Linked DNA regions of Homo sapiens: region 1 is linked to region 2. A link is an interaction called in ENCODE POLR2A ChIA-PET data of the cell type or tissue named here. Cell type or tissue: Caco-2. All regions are shown on one strand. Links, peaks and the distances in the headings refer to the core of each region. The heading gives the core; the rest is flanking DNA. Region 1 overlaps RHOT1 (ras homolog family member T1). Region 2 holds the start of CDK5R1 (cyclin dependent kinase 5 regulatory subunit 1).

Region 1 (8,000 bases), core at 1-8,000, 280 kb after region 2:
GGCACAAGTCAGGGTGTGCCAACTTAAAAAAAAAAGACTTAGGCATAAGCAACACTCTTTGTAGAAAGGAAAAGGACAGTATGGGGCATGCTAAAGTTGTGCAGAATTCCACATTTACCAAAAACATAATAAATAGTAATAGCTTCCTCCTCCCTCCCTGTAGAAAATCTAGGGAAAATTAGCTGATACTTTTGCTTTTTTTGGAGGGGGGATGGAATTATTATTACATGAATTTTTGTGGAATAAATATGCACAGCAATAGATGGCACCCTCGTCTAAATTAATAAAAAGAAAACCTGAGTAAGCCATAAGCACCCACCAAAAGGACAAAGTTTGCTAGCGTTTAAATAACGATTCCCTCCTCCTCCTCCTCCCTCAGCATACACACATGCCTGAAAACCAGGAAGGAGAAGAATGATAAATATACAAATGAGTCAAAAGACAAGTGTATTCAACCCTGAGAAGATGTGAACAACAACGTCTTTAATTCATCAAGCACCCTGGCTCTCAAAGGAACTAAATCAAGGTGCTTTATAAATTTCTACTCAAATAAAATATAGGGTTGATTTCATCTGCTACCCAAACACAGCAGCTATATATGACAGTATGAAACTCTGGGTAAGGATGTAAAATCAACAATGGATCCAATTGAAATCAGATATGAAATTTAGGGAGGCTTTCTGACTCCTTTCTGGTTGAGGAGAGTTGCACTAGTTGGTGCAGGCACAGGGGGCAACCCATTTCACCTCGGCTCTAACTACCAAAGTAGGGGGTCTCCAATGACTGTTCAGTGGTCAGAGCCACTCATTCATACAAAGCCATCACACCACCCATGAAGAGGTACTGGTTCAGAACCCACTCAGAAGAGCGCCACCTGATGAATCAATGACATCACTTCCTGTAACACCTGAACATTTTTTTATAGGCTTCTCAGTCAAAAGACTGGCCCAATCTGACTTGGCTTAGCTTATGAGATCTGATGAGACCACAGCACATGGTGGCATGGTTGTAACGATTAGCAGCATTCCAATAATGCCTAATTCCCAATATGAAGAAAAACAAGAATTAAAAAAAAAAACTTGTATAGGCCCAAGACATTCCTTTTTCATTTTTTTTTCATTTTTTTTGACTTGTGATGATGAACAAATCACTGCTACTAAGTCTCTGCCAGCTGTCATACTGGAATCCATCTGTTATTTTATAAATCAAATCTGATTCTTTAACATACACAAGGCTCCACCCACCAAAAAGGAGAGATGCAAAGTATGCTTAGCAACAGGGAGATGCTTCATGAGAAGTAGTTTGGGATTAACCATATAAACAAGTGGTCCATGTATGTACATTTATCATATAACACACACACACACAACAGAATTACAGTAAAATGTTTTAAAAATGCAGATGTAAAAACACACTTGCAGTTACTGTAATCACAAGATTAAAGAAGTACATTTATGTAGTAAGGAAGACAACGTAATATATAGCTAGGCAGGAAGCCTGACCAAGCAGTGCGTTTCTACATAATTACTAAATGTTAATTATGGCAAGAAAGGAGATTTGGTCATTCTCTAAGAAAATATCAACAAAATCCCACAGAAGTCATAAAGAAAAAGTAACTTACAAAGCAGTTTTTAGAAAGACCCAGATTTTTCTCAAATTCTCTATTCTATCAGTGTGGCCCATGTCTCGGGAGAGTCTGTCTCTGTAATGATCCTCTCTGTAGATAACATACATGAGAGTTTTAAAGCAAAGGTAAAACATAAATAAGGTTTTGGTTATTCTATAATAATAGGAATGACTTGTCTTCGAATACAAATAGAAATTCAAGGGTTTGTTGCATCTAAAAAAAGTATTAGGTAATAAAATAGCAGTAAAGTTAACTGACTTTAAAAATCTGTACAAATCAACACCTTTTTGAAAAATGTCATTCTTGGTTTATAGCAATGTTTGATTATTACTCTGTGTTACACTGTAGTTTTCATAAGAAGAAAAATAATTTAGAGACTAACATAAGAATAAGTAGAATAAGCTATAAAGTCCTGAGAAACGCACTGCCTGAAAAACTATTTTGTTACAAAACAGAATTTATACAAACACACTACTTGAGGCGAATGCCATTAAGAACCATGCAATTTTAAGGCAGTTAGTAAACTACAGAGATGACCACAGTTATGTGCTTGTGCATATGCATGTATAGATATATAATAAATGTACATGAAATTTGTGGCTCGTAACACTTAATGTAAAACATTTATACAGTAGAAATTCCAATTACAACTACTCTTTACAGCACTTAAAAAAGACATATCCTAACTGAAGCATACCCACAATTTCAACATAAATTAATAAAATATTTTAGAAAACTTCATATACCTAAGGTCAAAAACAGAAAAATATAAACTTTCTGTTCATATGAAAATGCTTTATAAGCATAAAACAACATGATGCCAAACCCATTTTATTCCAGTAAAACTATTTTTTAATGCTGGGTGGGGGGTTGTGTTTTATTGTACTATTCTATTAAGATAGTTACAGCCTGCTCAAAAATATACAGATATTGTCAGAAGCACTGTTTATATCATTTTATTATGGCATTCAAACCAAACTTGCATTTACTCAAATTTGTACCTTCTCATTACAAAGTATCTTTCTGTTGCTGAACAATTCCTATGTGACAAAGATATTCCCTTCATGGCTAATAATGGCATGCAATGTTATGAACCATGCAACATGAAAATGAAGACAGCAAGTACTTACGGATACATGGCCATTGTTGTCAATTTAACAAAGATATCCTTACTGGGGGCATCAGCAGTATTGCAAGTGAAGGCTTGTGGTGGAGGCATTTTGTGTTTCCTGCAGAAATCAGTAGGTGAAATACTGTATTCTTGTTTAACTTCATGCAGGTCTGACTTTGCAGCTACGATTAAGCAAGGTATTCTGCTGTCCATAAAGTGTTGCTATGGAATAAAAAATGAAATCAAAATCTGATAACAAGTTCAAAAATTACTATTTAATTAAATGTGAACCAAGCATTTCCTCCAGATGGGCAAAGCAACAGTAGTTTCAAAGCGAAAAAGTGAACCAAAAGGCAAAGATTGGCAGTGGTCTAGGTAAATCTCATATAATAAATAAGATCCAGATCACTTTTCCAATGCTGATGACAAAACAGACCTATACTGATTCCTTAGATTTATTACAATTAAAAAAAACATGTAATTAAAAACACACATTAAACACACATATTTTGAAATATAAAGAAATCCACCTAAATTCTTTTATAAAAACTACTTTCATTTTTTAATATCACCTCTAGTCCTTGAGCACATGCATTTTTATGTGTGTCTGTATAGTCGCAGTCATGCTGGACATAACCACTTAAAAATGTAATACTGTGTCCTCCATATTCTTCAGAATTCAAAACTATTTTTAATTTTACATTTATTGTTTTTATTTTTTAATTTAAATATTGCCTAACATTCCACTAGATTATTTTATCTTACTTCAGTAAATCATCGTCCATTGTTAGCCATCTTGATTATTTCCAGTTTTTTCCTGTTAAAAACAATGCTAGAATAAACACCTTTGTACATATAGCTTTTTACTCCTATTGAATCTTATTGATAATCCCTAAGTGACTGATAGACTTTCTAAGCTTCAGATTTATCCCTTTCCTCTGGCTGTTATTCTTGGTATATTTGGCAATATATAATCCATATGTACTACTCTTTTTTTTCATCAGAGAGAAGGCAGACATATGTAACTTTTAACAGCTGGGAAGAGCTTGCATTAATGTAAAAGTTCTCAATCAGGAATGCACCTCACAATCACATGTCGAAAACTTTCAGAAATATGTATGTCTGAGACTCTACCACTTTAGAACAAAACCAGAACCTTCAGGAATAGGGTAAAGATGTATGTATTTTTAAAATACACATGATTTTGTTGCATTTTTGTGGTTAGGAAACACCACACTGCAATTCCATAAAAAGTCCATATGAAGTTACATTCAGTCATAGTCTGTAGGAGCAACAAACCTTAAAAATCCTGGCACAGTATTCAAAGGATTTGGGATTGCTGACATCATATACCAGGCATACAACATCACAAATGATTTCAGCTTCAGTTAGAAATTCCGATTCTGAGATATCATGCAACTTGTAAAAGAAAAAGATAATGAAAAATATAAGTATCATAATATTGATATATTAAGTCATGATAGCTTATTACTTCCTTCCCTGGACTTCCTAAGTTTAAAAGTACTGGTTAAGCATAACTTTTCAGGCCAGTTTTAAAAGTAGAAAGTATAGACAAGGCTGGGCGCGGTGGCTCACGCTTGTAATCCCAGCACTTTGGGAGGCCGAGGTGGGCGGATCACAAGGTCAGGAGTTCGAGACCAGCATGGCCAACATAGTGAAACCCTGCCTATACTAAAAATACAAAACAAATTAGCCAGGTGTGGTGGCGGGTGCCTGTAGTCCCAGCTACTAGGGAGGCTGAGGCAGGAGAATGGCATGAACCCGGGAGGCGGAGCTCGCAGTGAGCAGAGATTGCGCCACTGCACTCCAGCCTGGGCGACAGAGCAAGACTCAGTCTCAAAAAAAAAAAAAAAAAAAAAAAAAAAAGAAAGTATAGACAAATAAGTATCTTCTGATTCTGCAGACTAAAAATGGTGATTAAGATTCTGTGGAAGCTTAGCCAGGTGCAGTGACGTGTGCCTGTAGTCCCAGCTACTGGGGAGGCTAAGGCAGGAGAATCGCTTGAGCCTGGAAAGCAGAGGTTACAGTGAGCCGAGATCACGCCGCTGCATTCCAGCCTGGGTGACAAAAGTGAAACCTTGTCTCAAAAAAAAAAAAAAAAAAAAAAAAAAAAAAGATTCTATGGAAGCTAGTATTAGTGAGTGACTAATGTGTGGGGGCAGGCCCTCTACATGCATTGTTTACATTCTGCAGATAAGGAGACGGGCTAGAAAGATTAAGTCAGCTGCCCATGGTACACATCTAAGAAGTTATCAAATCAAAATTTAAACTCAGATATGATTCTCAAATCTATTTTCTTTCTACCACACCTTTTCTCCCCACTAATCAAAAACAAAAAGCAAATGACTCTTTACAGTAAGGTCATTTTTGTTCTGTTTCACTGCCACTCTTCGGTGCTTATTATAAAATTTCTTAAATATTCCATCTATGCTATAATGATCTCCAACAAGAGTAAAATTCAGGGGTGGGCACTGTGGCTCACACCTGTAATCCCAGCACTTTGGGAGACTGAGGTGGGCAGATCGCTTGAGCCCAGGAGTTTGAGACCAGCCCGGGACAGGGTTTCTCCACGTTGGTCAGGCTAGGGTGATCCACCCGCCTCGGCCTCCCAAAGTGCTGGGATTAGAGGCATGAGCCACCACACCTGGCCCATATAACCCTCCTTCTACTGTATTTCATAGTGTCTTTTCAGCTCTTCTTTTGTACTTTTTTTATTGTTTGTTTGATTTTATTGCTCCTTGCAGAGCAGGGCTAACCCATAGGCAGTGTGCCTAGAGTAGCCTATACATTTTTAAGGCTAACATATTTGTTAAATACTCCCTTCCCTGCTAAATAAACTTGATTCAGATTACAGATAAACTACCAAGCACTAGCAGGGTTTTCATATTAATTTCTAGTCAATAGTACAGGAAATATTTTTTTAAAAAAATAGAAGTATGCAGCCATAAATAAAGAATGAGTTCATGTCCTTTGCAGGGACATGGATGAAACTGGAAGCCGTCATTCTCAGCAAACTAACACAGGAACAGAAAACCAAACACTGCATGTTCTCACTCATAAGTGTGGGAGTTGAACAATGAGAACACATGGACACAGGGAGGGGAACATCACACACAGGGGCCTGTCAGGGGGTGAGGGGCAAGGGGAGGGAGAGCATTAGGACAAATACCTAATGCATGCGGGTCTTAAAACCTAGATGATGGGTTGACCTATGCAACAAACCTGCACATGTATCCCAGAACTTAAAGTAAAATTTAAAAAAAAAAAAATAGAAGTAGAAGAAAGTAAAAGGGGAGTTCAGTTTTTTCGACTTTTTTTTTTTTTTGAGACGGAGTCTCACTTTGTTGCCCAGGCTGGAGTGCAGTGGCACAATCTTGGCTCACTACAACCTCCGCCTCCCAGGTTCAAGTGATTCTCCTGCCTCAGCCTCCTAAGTACCTGGGATTACAGGCACGTGCCACCACGCCCAGCTAATTTTTGTACTTTTAGTAGACAGGGTTTCACTAGGGCCAGGCTGGTCTCGAACTCCTGACCTCAGGTGATCCACCTGACTCAGCCTCCCAAAGTGTTGGGATTACAGGCGTGAGCCACCATGCCTAACCCATTTTTCTCAACTTTCTTATTGTGGTATAGCTAACATACAATTAAGTGTACCAACTTAATTTTTTTTTTAATTTTTTTAAATGATGAATTTTTATTTATATCTAAACCTATGTAATCATCACATGATAAAAATACTTAAAATTCTTTTTTTTTTTTTTTTTCTGGAGATGGAGTTTCGCTCTTGTTGCCCAGGCAGGCATTATCTTGGCTCACCACAACCTCCACCTCCTGGGTTCAAGCGATTCTCTTGCCTCAGCCTCCCGAGTAGCTGGGATTACAGGCATGAACCACCATGCCCGGCTAATTTTGTATTTTTAGTAGAGACGGGGTTTCTCCATGTTGGTCAGGCTGGTCTCAAACTCCCGACCTCAGGTGATCCGCCCGCCTTGGCCTCCCAAAGTGCTGGGATTACAGGCGTGAGCCACCACGCCTAGCCAAAAGACTTAAAATTCTAATGAATAAACCAGATGAAAAAAAATAAAATCAAGCTTGGCATGGTGGCACATGCCTGCAGTCCCAGCTCCTTGGGAGGCTGAAGTGGGAGATCCCTCGAGCCCAAGAGCTCGCCAGGGCAACATAGTGAGACCGTGTCTCTAAAAAAAATTAAATAAAAAAAAAATCACACAGAAGTTCTACAGAGAGTCATTCAATTGAAGCCAATTTGTTTTCAAAGAGTCATTTAAAAATGTACCCAATAATTAGTAATTTTTGTATGCCACAGAATTTCTTACCAACAAGTATTTCTCTTGTCCATATACATAAACAGTGTTAATCGCATAGTAGGATTTATGATCTTCACGAATTTTCTTCTGCCTCTGAAAACAGAACCGAAAATCTCAATATCTGCAGTAACTAGTTTTCAACAATATACAAACATCTCTGTGTATATGTGCAGGTGTGTTATAAATAAAAGGGCATTCTTCCCTACACTGTGTACTATTTATCAGTACAAAGGAGATATTGATTTTATGTTTCTTAGTTCTTAAGACCTAAAATAAAAGATGTATTTGTTCTGCATAAAGTACAAGCAGTAGCTAAAAAGGAAGGAAACTATCCGTATTACTGAAAGTATATTCTAGAGCCACCTGCTGGCAATCTTCATTATACCATAATTTGGTCTGATCGAGATTAATACCCATCTAGAAATATGTCGGCAGGGTGTGGTGGCACATGCCTGTAATCCCAGCACTTTGGGAGGCCAAGTAGTTCAAGACCAGCCTGGGCAACATGGCGAAACCCCATCTCTACTAAAAATACAAAAATTAGCTGGGCCTGGTGGTTCACGCCTGTGGTCCCAGCTGCTCCAGGGGCTGAGGTGGGAGGATCACCTAAGCCCAGGTGGTTGAGGCTGCAGTGAGCCATGATCATGTCACTGAACTCCAGCCTGGGCAACAGAGCAATGCCTCGCCTCAAAAAAAAAAAAAAAAAAAAAAAAGAAGAAGAAGAAGAAAAGAAATATGTCTTCTTCTTCTTACTCAAGGGAGTAGTAAGAACTAGATATCAATATTCAATTCAAAATATTTACTGTGCATTTACTTCATGCCAAGGACTGTGTTAGGTGCTTTCACATCTGTAGTCATTTAATGCCCATTTAAACACTGGTTAAAAAAAGACAAATGATAGCTAATATCAATGAAA
Region 2 (10,710 bases), core at 2,663-10,662:
TCACCCACAGGGCCAGCCCCTCAGCCAGGAGCCAGTGGCAGGAGCGGAACAGCCCATCCAGCAGAGTGAGTCCATCCTTCCCAGGTTCTCCCCTGGGAGACTCCCTTTGCCACCAAGGCCCCCACCAGGGCCTCTGACCACCGCTCTGGAGAGGACAGTGTGGCATGCTCCAAGGATCATCTTACTTAACTCGCAGCCTGTGGCTGTGGTCCTCTTATAGATACTTTCACCGTTTGCAGGGTTGCTAATCAGATACCTGCTGTCACCACACTTGGGTCAGGAACCCTAATGAGAACGGGGAGCTGCCAGGGTGAGGGCAGCCCTCAGGGTCGGCCGCTTTCCCTCTGGACCACCTCCCGCTGCGTTTCCTACTCAGAGAAACAGCAAGGGCGGGGTCAAGACACGGGATGACGGGAAGCAGGAAGCGGGGCAGCAGCACAGCGTGGGGTCCTGGCACTGCAGGCCAGGCCAGGATGCCCACCCCGCCCTCTACACGGCCCCTTGGGGCCTGCGCCCGTGAAACTGGTGCCAGGGAGCACTGCCAGCTTGCCAGTTTCTGCCCAGCAAAAGCACGTATGCTTCAGGGGCCTTCTGAGACCACCTTCCCCACTGAGCCCCAGCTGCTGAGAAGGCCTTGAGGGAAGTAGAGGCTGGGAGCAAATGCCCCATGCGGTGAGAGGATGAGGGGAGCCTACGCCTCAGGCATGTGGTGAGAGGATGAGGGGGAGGGAGCCAACGCCTCAGGTGGAGTGGGCAGAGGTGCAAGAGAGGGATGTACTGAAGCTTCTTCCCGTCCTGCCACAGACACTTCTCCTGCCTTCCCACCCTGACCCGGCAGAACCCACCAAGTGCCTGTGTGCAGCCTCCTGTGCCTCACCCAGGGCCTGACCCCAGAGTGGTCCCAACAACCCGGTCTCATGCCCACTCCCCATCCCTGCTTCCCAAAAATTGCACTGTGTGCAGTTTGCAACAAAGAATCCCGCTGGCATCCTGTCCTTGGGAACCCTTTCTCATTCTCCAAGCCTGGTCAGCTGCCTGCACAGGCAGAGGTGCCCTCAGCCCAGATTAGCAACACTCATAGTTTTGCCAATTACCAGTAGACACTAGTGGAACCATCTAACTGGAACTTCCTCTCTCCTTCCACTTATTTCCTCAAACTTGTTGCTTTACACTAGACACATGCAAATGTATGTTTTAAACACACCAAAACAGATCATGCCAAATGAGTTGCCTGTCAAAGGCTGGAGGGCAGGAGGAGGGCCTGGGTTTGGGTTCTTTCCTCCCAGCCTTTGGATGGTGCCTTGGGCCCCTTAGCCCCAGCGCCAGGGCCTCCCAGCTGAGGCCACAGGACAAGCACTTTTTTATGATGTACTAAAAGCCACAGTATGTGGCAACTGCAAAAGGATCAGGAATTTAGGGTATGATCTCGGTCACGTGTCCCGGGCGCTGAGGGGAAAGGAAGCGGGCATGATTGTAGACAATGAGGGGGTTCTCTTGATGTAATGAAATGCAATTTTATGGTTTGGTGCAAAAACTCCTATTTTCCAGTAAATTAACTTTATTTCTAAAGCATATTTTGATTTGCCATCAAGAGCAATAAAGCATTAAATCTTATTTTTAAAGGTGTTCTGCTTATCTGTCACTGAAAACTTGGTGAAATTTTTGCTTAAATAAAGTCAACCATTATCTGGGAGGATAGAAGGGAGAATTAAGCACAAATCATGTAAAATGGAGGATGATTTGCCTGAGGCTTTTGAACAAAAAGTGAGCAAGAAGCAAGCTGTGGACCGGAGGTGTGAGGAGGGAAGGAGGCCGTGGGGTTGAGTCCCAGCACTTTCTCCTGCCATCTTGAGGCCTGTGCGCTGGCAGCTGGAAGCACACTGCTTAGTGCCAGGGAATATGTTTACTGCAATAGAAGCACGTATGTAGAAAGGAAAGGCTCAGAGACCTACAGCAGCAGACTGGGGACAGGCCAGGCCAGCGGAGTGAAAGGTGCTGGGAGGAAGTGTGGGGGCGGCAGGGAGAGTGAGAGGAAGCAGCAGCTCCTCCTGGGGAAGGGAGCAAGGCCCTGAGGGAGCAACAGGGCATGGCCAGCACCCAAGGGTCCTGCAGCCAGGGTGCTTCCGGTCACTGGTCATTGGCAGAAAAGAACACGCAGCGGTGGCTTCTGTAACTCAGACGAAGGCAGTTGCTTTGTGGAAAGCAAGTGGCCTTGATCACAAGGCTGACAGCTCCCAAGCTACAACTTGAGGACAAGAAAGACTTTCCTAGTACTCAGGAGCAGCTTCAGACCGCAGGGTGCAGGGCCTGGGGAGGGCCACATCCAGCATCCCCATAACCCTCTTCCTGAGGCTGACGCTGGTGGCACGTGCAGGCCTCAGGCTGGCAGTCAGGACAGGTACAGATAGAGCTGGTAGGAACCCCACCCTTGCCGCAATTATGGGCTGGAGTGGCTGCTTCCCTGGGAGCCACAGGGCTGGATTTCTCCCTCCTGGAAACCCGCATGGAGCTAAACCTGCAGGGTTGGCCCATGTGGACGCCAGCCCACCCCTGCTGGCCTGGGAGACCCCGGGGGAAGGGAGCACAGAGCAGAGCCAAGCCCAAGAATACGTGGGAGCAGCAGCTTCAGAGTCACACCTCGACACAGGGAGTCTAGGGTCCAGAGCCCCTGCAGGACCCACCCGGCCAGACCTCACCAGGCCATGCTTGGGCCTGACCCTCCTTGGCCGGAGGTTCCAGTCACCCAGCTCTGCCACGGGAGCCTTTGGGAAACAGCTGCCCTCACCTCGGCCGACGCTAAACCAAAGCTGACTTAACCTGTGCTTCCTTCTTAATCACCTTAGTGTGTTAAGCCCTCGCCCCCAACTCTGTCCTCCCCTCCCCAATAACACAAATCCAATTATGTTCTGAGTGCATGAATCATTTAGTAAAGGGGGCCCCAGCCTGCCCACAAAAAGAGGTCTCTGTAATGGATGGTCAGTGCATTTTATTGAATCAGCACAGTACAAAAATAAATAAAAATAAGGGAAGGGGAATTAAATTACAGCCAAACTGAGCTTCATGACTTTGTCAGATTATAAACCACACATACTCACAAACACACTACACATACATACAAAATGAGACAAATATAAATTAATATTAACAATACCCACAGTTTGGTCAAAGAATAGCTACAGAAGAAATTGCACTAAAAAACCAACATACATCACACGTGTGTAATTAGCAGTTTCAAATATACAGCTATGAATAATTCTGAGTGAAAAAAATGGCACATTTTCTTTTCATTGCAAGTTTAACTGTTGGAACAAAACTAAGTTCTAATAACTGCATGGAAAGAATATATCAACCCTCCAGGTTTACAAGAAAAAGAGAAAAACCAAATCCTGAACTATTATTCCTGTGGCTTGTTCTGTGCATGGGTGTAATTTTCACAGCCATCTGTTCTAAGATTATTTTTCTTAAGACACAAAATGCTCCTGGTTTGCATGCACAATATCACCGTAAAAGCAACAATTAAAGAATAAAGGTTTTTTTGTAGGTTTTTTTTTATTGTTGATCTAAAAGTAGTCTTCATAGCAGCATGGCAAATGGGTTCTTTGCTTGCACACTCAAGTATATCAGTTGTTCCTTTACACAATACTGATGACCAGTGCAAGGGGAGAGAACACGACAGGCTTCACACTGAGGGAACTAGAGAGTTCTTCCCTTAGTCCCCACCACTTCCGAAATGTCCACCTCCTCCGAAGAATAAAAAAATAAATACGGAGAAAGAGAAGGAAACAGACACGCAACTGGAATCCTGTGGATGCAACGTAACTGCACAGTTCGCAGCCAGGTTCCGCCAGCTGAGGGTGATACACACATGCGCCCTCCTCCTGAGACTTGGCACTGACCCTCCCTCTTCCATGCCACCAGGGGCCTCCCACCTCTGGTCGCACGCGGCAGCAGGATCTGAAGACAGGCTGTGTGGAAACCCAGCAGAGAGGAGGTGCTGTGTGAAGTCTGTGCCAGCAGCCGCAGGCTCCTTCCACCGCTGCACCGATTATCTGACAGTCCCAGGAACGGCTCTGCTGGGCCTCAGGTGCAGCAAGGCAGATGTTCTCCGGCCGGGCAGGCTCTCTTCCCCACCTCTGGGAATGCCTCCAGCCACCAGGTTCTGCCTCAGGACTCTTAAATTGGGACTTCAATTTCACAGCTTTCTTTTTGTGTAAATTTCAGTAGTGCATGTGCTGAAATCGGTAGCCACCTCGAACTTAATCCTATGTAAAGTGACCCTCTGCCTCCCCACCCCAGGTCCCCATTCCAGCACTCCCCAGTGGACTGGGCCTGGAAGACAGAATCCTCTGTAGTGTCTTCACATTGGTCTTTGTTCTCCACAGCCGAGTGATGGGCCATGGAGGAAGGCTTGCTCCCTCTCCCAAGTCCCAAGCCACCAATGCGGGAGAATTAGAAAGAAAATCAATAAAGTACACATTTGTGTTTTTACAGCCAGTAGGGTAAGGTGGAAACCAAAACCAGCAGCTGCAAATGATCAGTTGTAGAAATCAGCAGGCTTCCAGAGCAATCAGGAGTCTCACTCCCCGTCTTGTAATTGTCTCCAAGATCCGGCTGTCTCACTGGTCCTTGCTGGGCAAGGCTTCCTCTTTAGAAGAAACTCAACTGTTTAGAAACAGCTTTAAATTAACGGGTGGGGGTGGGGTCACCACATCGCCTTCCCCCCAGCTCTGCAGGACAAATGTCATGTGCACCAGCAAGAGGCCTTAGCCCTTAGGTGGGCACCGGCTTGGTCTCAAGGTATGGCATCCCTCACCTTGCCCAGAAGGCAGGCGTTGCTAATGGGCACCTGCAGCTGTCCTGGCATTTGCCACAGGGTGACTGCACTACATTATTCAAAAGAAAAACTCACCCAGGAAAGCTGTCCCCAGCTTCACCCCACCTCTTTAGCTGGGACCCAAATTGAGAGAAATTAATGAGTCAAACCAGCTCATCGGCCAATACCACCAACGTGGCTGGGAGCAGCAGACAAGGGGGTAGGGGGGCGAGTTCCATTTCTCCACTAAAGAAAAGCCCTTCTCCCTAAAAAAAGAAAACAGCAAATCAGGGCGGTGTGTGGTCAAACGACCAGACACAATCTTTCCACTAGACCCGCTCAGCTTCGCCTCGCCTAGATTGAAGATGTCCCCGGGTGGCGGGGATCTTGCCTCACGACCCCACTGGCAGCTCAGTTAGGGTGGCTGGCTCCAGGAGCCTCTGGGAGAGTGAATAACTCCACACAGGAGCCAGAAAAGGGCCTCCAACCAGAAACCCCAATTCCTCCCTGGGCCAGGCAGCCAGAGGCCCCTCTCTAGCTCCATACAGGGTGCAGCCGGCAGCCTTGCCTACCCTGGACCCAGCAAGGGCACAGGCGGCAGGGGCAGGTCAGTCCTTTGAGTTCCCCAAAGTGGGAGGTCAGTGGCCTGGGTGGCTCTGAATACATCTTCTGGGTTTTGCGCAAGGCTCGTGAGTTCAAAAGTGCCCAGAGTTCTTGGCAGGGATGAAAAAAACCCCAGGGAGAGACTGTGGGAAAGGTGAGGCCCTTGGTGGCTTTGCTAGACACATACTGTACACAAAACTGATTTAATAATAAATTCTTAAAAATGCATTGAATCCTTGAGCCATGACGCAGGCTACAGTGCTCACCGATCCAGGCCTAGGAGGAGCCGCTTCTTGTCCTCCTGGCCGCTCTCGTTCTTCAGGTCGGAGAAGACCTGTGTGAAGTAGTGTGGGTCGGCATTTATCTGCAGCATCTTTGAGCTCATGAGGTTGATGACAGAGAGGCAACGGTCCCAAAAGGCCTCCTTGCAGCTCTCCACCAGGAAGGGCTTGAGCGGGTAGGAGATCTCGTTGCCCATGTAGGAGTAGGAGAGGTACAGGCATGTCAGCAGGACGGCCTGGAGCTCGTGATCCGAGCCCACCTCGGAGGAGATAACATCCCTGCAGAGCATGTAGAGGAAGACCACGTTGGCCGGCGTGATGAAGCCCTGGTCCTGCCAGCCCTGCAGAAGCAGCGAGCGGTCCACGCTGCGCAGCCAGAGCACGGGGTCCGTGGGGGACAGGTGCTTCAGGCGGTAGCACCGGCGGCAGAGAAACTCACCCAGGCAGCGAAGCAGCTCACTGGTGGACGCCTGGACGATGACCCGTTTGGGCGTCCCTGCGGAGGTGACGGCAGGGTGAGGGGCTTTCTTGACTGAGGAGGAGCCCCCGGTCTGGGAACCCGAGAGCTGGCTGGCCGGGGGTGCAGGCGGCTGGGCCGGTGGGGGCTGGGCGAATGTGGACAGGTTGGCGCACGACAGCGACTTCTTCAGGTTCTCATTGTTGAGGTGCGTGATGTTGTTCTGGTAGCTGCTGTTGGGCTGCACCTTCTTGGAGTTCTTCTTCTTGGCCGACACGGCCACGATTCTCTTCCAAGGCAGCACGGAGATGATGGAGTGGCGCTTCAGGTTCTTGTCCTTGGCGTTCTTGCTGTTCTGTACGGCCGTATAGTGGCCCACGGTGGCCGCGCCATCCTCAAACAGCGTGGCCTTCCGGTAGCTGGGAGACAGGGACAGCACCGTGCCCATGGTGCTGCTGCGCGCCGGGCGGGGGCTCGCGCCCCTGCGCGCCCAGCCTGCCGGCCGGAGGGATAAAACCGCTCACCGAGCCTGCGGCGGCCCCGGAGAGGAGGCGGGGGCGCTCCCGGGAAGCGTGCTGCCCCCTTGGATCTGCCTGGAAAACAAGATGGTTCTTAGCGCCAGGCTGGGCTCCGCGCCGCGCCCCTGCGCCCCTGCGCCCCTCCGCCCCGCGCCTCGGCGCACCCCGCCGCCCCAGTCCCGGGCCCTACCCGCGCCCCCGCGACGCAGCCTCGCCGCCTCCACTGCAGCACCCCCGCCCGCCGCCGCCGCTGCGGTCCCCAGGCGCAGCCGGGAGGGGCCCGGTCGCCGACGGAGGCGGCCGAGGACCCCCGCCTGGACACCCCGCACGGGCGCGACCCCGGTCTCCGCTCCCCAGGGCCAAGGACGGCCGCCCAGCGCAGGCTTACCCGGCAGGCGGCAGCTCCTGCGCTCCGCGCCCTCCGCAATGCGCGCCGCGGCCCCGCCGCCGCGGTCCCGGCGCTCGGCGGCGCTCGGGGGCGCTCGGCGGGGATCGGCTGGGCTCGCGCTCGGCGGCGGCGACGGCGGCGGCGGCGGCGGCGGCAGCTAGGGAGCTTCTGTCCAAGGTTCTGCAGGCACCGCAGCCCCGCCCCCCGCTCGGCCGCCCGCACCTTCGCCGCCGCCGCCGCGCTCCCGCTCCCGCTCCCGCTTCCGGCGCGCGCCTCAGCGCCCTCCCTCGCGGGGCGCGCGCGCCGTCCACGCTCCGGCCTGGTCTCGCCGGGGAGTCGCGGCCGTTGGTGTCCTCAGCTCGAGCCGCGCACGGTGCGGGTAGGACGCGGCAACGAGCGGGAGGCACCTCTACGCGCCGGGCCCCATCTAGGAGCCGGACTCCGCGGCTGCGGCGGGACACGCGGCGTCGGCCCGCCCCGCCCCTCGGGGCCGCCCCTCCCGCACAGCTCGCCGCCCGCTCCGCGCCGCCGCCCAACAGCAGCCCGGCCGCCGGAGAGTCCTCGGCGCCCGCGCAACCCAACTCTGCCGACGCGGGGCGGGCGCCGAGCAGGGCGGAGCCGAGGGCCGACCCCGCCCGCGTCCCGCCCAGACACGTGCTGCCTTTGTTCCCGCCGCGGCGCCCGCAGCTGCCGGCCGCGGGGGCACTCTCGGCCGAGTCCCTGCCCTGGCAGCGCGCGGCCCGCCCTCTCTGAGGCTGCCGCCCTGGCCTGGTGAGGAGCCCTCCGCCGAGGCCAGGGTCCGGAGCTCCCTCCTTCCACCTGACATCCCCGTCCCTGTGGAAAGCAGCCAGGGAGCGCGGGGAAGAAGGCCCTGGGCGGGGAGAGGCGACGCCTTTACTGAGGCCTCCCGAGTGCCACGCGCACCTCGAGTGGACAGTCCAATCGGTTCTGGCCACCCCTCCGGGGCCTCCGTTCCCTCATCATGGGTAGATGACCGCGGCCGAAGTGGGCCTCAGAGATCCAAGCCAGAGAAGCGTGGCCCGTAGCCAAGCCTGAGCCCGTCACAAATATGACCTCTAAGTTCCCACTCGCCCTCTTATTTGTCATATTAAAGCTGAAGCAACTGCCCCTCCGGCCAGCTTTCTGACCCTCTTAAACGTTTTCAATTCTAAGTATGTATAATTTGAGAACTTGATGCTAGCGAAATTGAGTAAAATTCTGTTTCTGAAAGCTGTTCCTGTCAGATGTGAATCCAGATCCTTCACAAAGGCTGTTGTTCATTTACTATTTTACCTTGTTTCTGGAGATCGAGTCAAAACTGACCACAAACCTGGGAAACAGGAAACTTAAGCCCTGTCTTAATCCAGATTATCTCTGGACCTAGAGATGAGGGAGTGGCTCTCCAGAGGAGAGGATGCCACCCAGTTACCTGACCACTCCAGCCGACTAGGCTTTCACCAGCCCTGTCAACTGTCCTAGGGGGAACAGAAAGGGAATCTGGCATCATTCAAAATGGTGCAATCAAGGCAGAAAGTGCTGGGTTTTGTTTATGTGCCACTCAGATTTCTGTCAATAGGAATTCCAGGCTTTAGGAACCTTGGGGGGCAAGGCATACAGTGGAAAATGCATTGCTCTGTACCCAGAGGGCTACTTTGTCCACAGCCTTTCAGAACATCCACAACAGCTGTTATGGGAACTCAGAAGAGGAAGGCAGGCCCCCAGCTCAGTGCGCCCCTCCCTGTGAATGTTCCTCAGTGTACAAGCCTACCTGCTCTTCAAATGGAGCTGTCCTCAACCCTCCTGCATGTAACAGTAAGAAGCCAGAAGAGGCCGACGCAGTGGCTCATGCTTGTAATCCCAGTATTTTGGGAGGCCGAGGCGGGTGGATCACCTGAGGTCAGGAGTTCGAGACCAGCCTAGCCAACATGGTGAAACCCCGTCTCTACTAAAAATACAAAAAAAATTAGCCAGGCGTGGTGGCAGGCACCTGTAATCTCAGCTACTCAGGAGGCTGAGGCAGGAGAATCGCTTGAACCTGGGAGACAGAGGTTGCAGTGGGCCGAGATTGCACCATTGCACTCCAGCCTGGGCAACAAGAGCGAAACTCCATCTCAAAAAAAAAAAAAAAAAAAAAAAAAAAGCCAGAAGAAACGATTTGCTTCGAGACCCTGACCAAGTGTCCCTTTTCCTTCTCAAAGGAAAGCCGAACCCCAGCCTCTTTTCCTCAGCCCTTACTTGGAGCCTCTAGCTCCTGAGTTGGCTCTGTGCCCCCCTTCAGATTCTAGTGTTGAGCCAAGGTTAAATGTTTTCCACTTCCCAAAATATGTCCAAATTTTGAAGCCTATAATCCACCCCGGCCAGGCGTGATGGCCACACTGTGTCCAGCAGTTTCAGAGGCCAAGGCGGGCGGATCACCTGAGGTCAGGAGTTTGAGACCAGCCTGGCCAACATGGTGAAACCCGTCTCTACTAAAAAAATTAGCTGGGCGTGGTGGCGGGTGCCTATAATCCCAGCTACTCGGGAGGCTGAGGCAGGAGAATAGCTTGAACCCGGGAGGCAGAGGTTGCAGTGAGCTGAGATTGTGCCACTGCATTCCAGCCTGGGTGACAGAGTGACACTTCGGCTAAAAAAAGAAAAATCCACCCCCTAGAAAAACCTGGGCCCACTCTGTTACCTTTAACTCTCAATCTCAATTCTAGCTATTCCAATTCACGGGGAGGCGGACCAAGCTCACCCCACTACCCTGCTTCCCACTCTGCAGCAGCATGCCTCTGCATGGGCCTTTTCAAGCCAGGCCATACCCTGTGTCTTCTCACCTTTGTCCAGCCAGCCTTTCCCTAGCACCTTCAAACAGAGCTCTCGGCAGAACACCAGCCTCCTCACACTTGCCCAAGGCAAAGTCACAGTTGCAGCACAGCAGGAATGGGATGGCACTGGCAGCCCACTTGCTGCTGCGACTAAGGGAGGGGTCTCCAGGAGCTCCTATCACCCAGGCCATGCCTGTTATGCTGGTTTTCAGACACCACAGAGCTCCTCTTTTCATTCAACCCACCACCACCTCCCCACCCCCAGTTCCTATCACTGCTCCAACTGGAAGCAAGGAAGAAAGGACAGTCAACTGCCAGAAATGGCAGAACCAAGGACCCAGAAGGCAGACCCAGTTGAATGAGGCAGAGCTGTTTTCTTCCTAGCTGCCTTCATCATAGAACTGCAGGGAAGATTTCCAAATCCCACCCCCATCAATCAGCCTACTTAGCCTATTGCCTATCTCTAGCTGCCTGAAGGGCCAGCCTGCTTGTTAGCTTCCCTGCTGGGCTGGGCTGCCCGTGGACTGCCGGAGAGTCCACTCTTCCTGCATGCCCCACTTCCCATAGCATCCCGAGGGAGGGAGGTCAAGGCGGGGGCCAGCTACAGCTTCCAAGAAGGGTTCCAAATAGAGCAGGCCTGAGCCCTTACTCCTGAGGAAGTCGGCTTTGTTCTTTCAGGGATCACAGAGCAGCATCTAGTGGCCCTTCTGAGCAGCACAGATTACATAACTAGCACACAGCAGGGGACCAGAGCCTCTGCTCCCAACTCCAGTAGAGTCTCATTAACACACAAGAAAGTCCTGGCACCATGAAGGCTGGAGCCCAGAAGGGAGGTGAGGGAGC

Evidence for each region. Peaks named below come from ENCODE experiments on the same cell type or tissue, not always from the same donor. Only the 100,000 strongest peaks of a DNase experiment are listed, where the experiment ranks them.
Region 1: POLR2A ChIA-PET joins it to region 2 with 13 read pairs; 2 of 35 experiments call an interaction of 5 or more read pairs at or near these places.

Annotation. Positions count from the first base shown.
Region 1 is chr17:32,203,067-32,211,066 of GRCh38, reverse strand. RHOT1 (ras homolog family member T1) reads right to left here. Exons shown (of 20, transcript NM_001033566.3): 16 at 7,094-7,177; 17 at 4,038-4,157; 18 at 2,758-2,960. Among named protein-coding and RNA genes, the nearest start is that of RHBDL3, 59 kb to the left of the region's middle. In Caco-2, for the core only: a CTCF peak has its summit at 7,451 (motif pointing left); a DNase peak (open chromatin) is centred at 4,866.
Region 2 is chr17:32,483,513-32,494,222 of GRCh38, reverse strand. It overlaps CDK5R1 (cyclin dependent kinase 5 regulatory subunit 1), which reads right to left and starts at 7,230. Exons shown (of 2, transcript NM_003885.3): 1 at 7,061-7,230; 2 at 2,970-6,747. The coding sequence starts at 6,602. The coding sequence ends at 5,679. It overlaps MYO1D (myosin ID), which reads left to right. Exons shown (of 22, transcript NM_015194.3): 22 at 1-1,701. RefSeq lists silencers at 1,047-1,096, 3,820-3,941, 6,591-6,880, 6,971-7,230, 7,341-7,870 and enhancers at 2,672-2,791, 6,144-6,703, 7,943-8,444. In Caco-2, for the core only: a CTCF peak has its summit at 10,526 (motif pointing left); DNase peaks (open chromatin) are centred at 7,232, 7,602 and 10,547; H3K4me3 peaks cover 2,465 bases.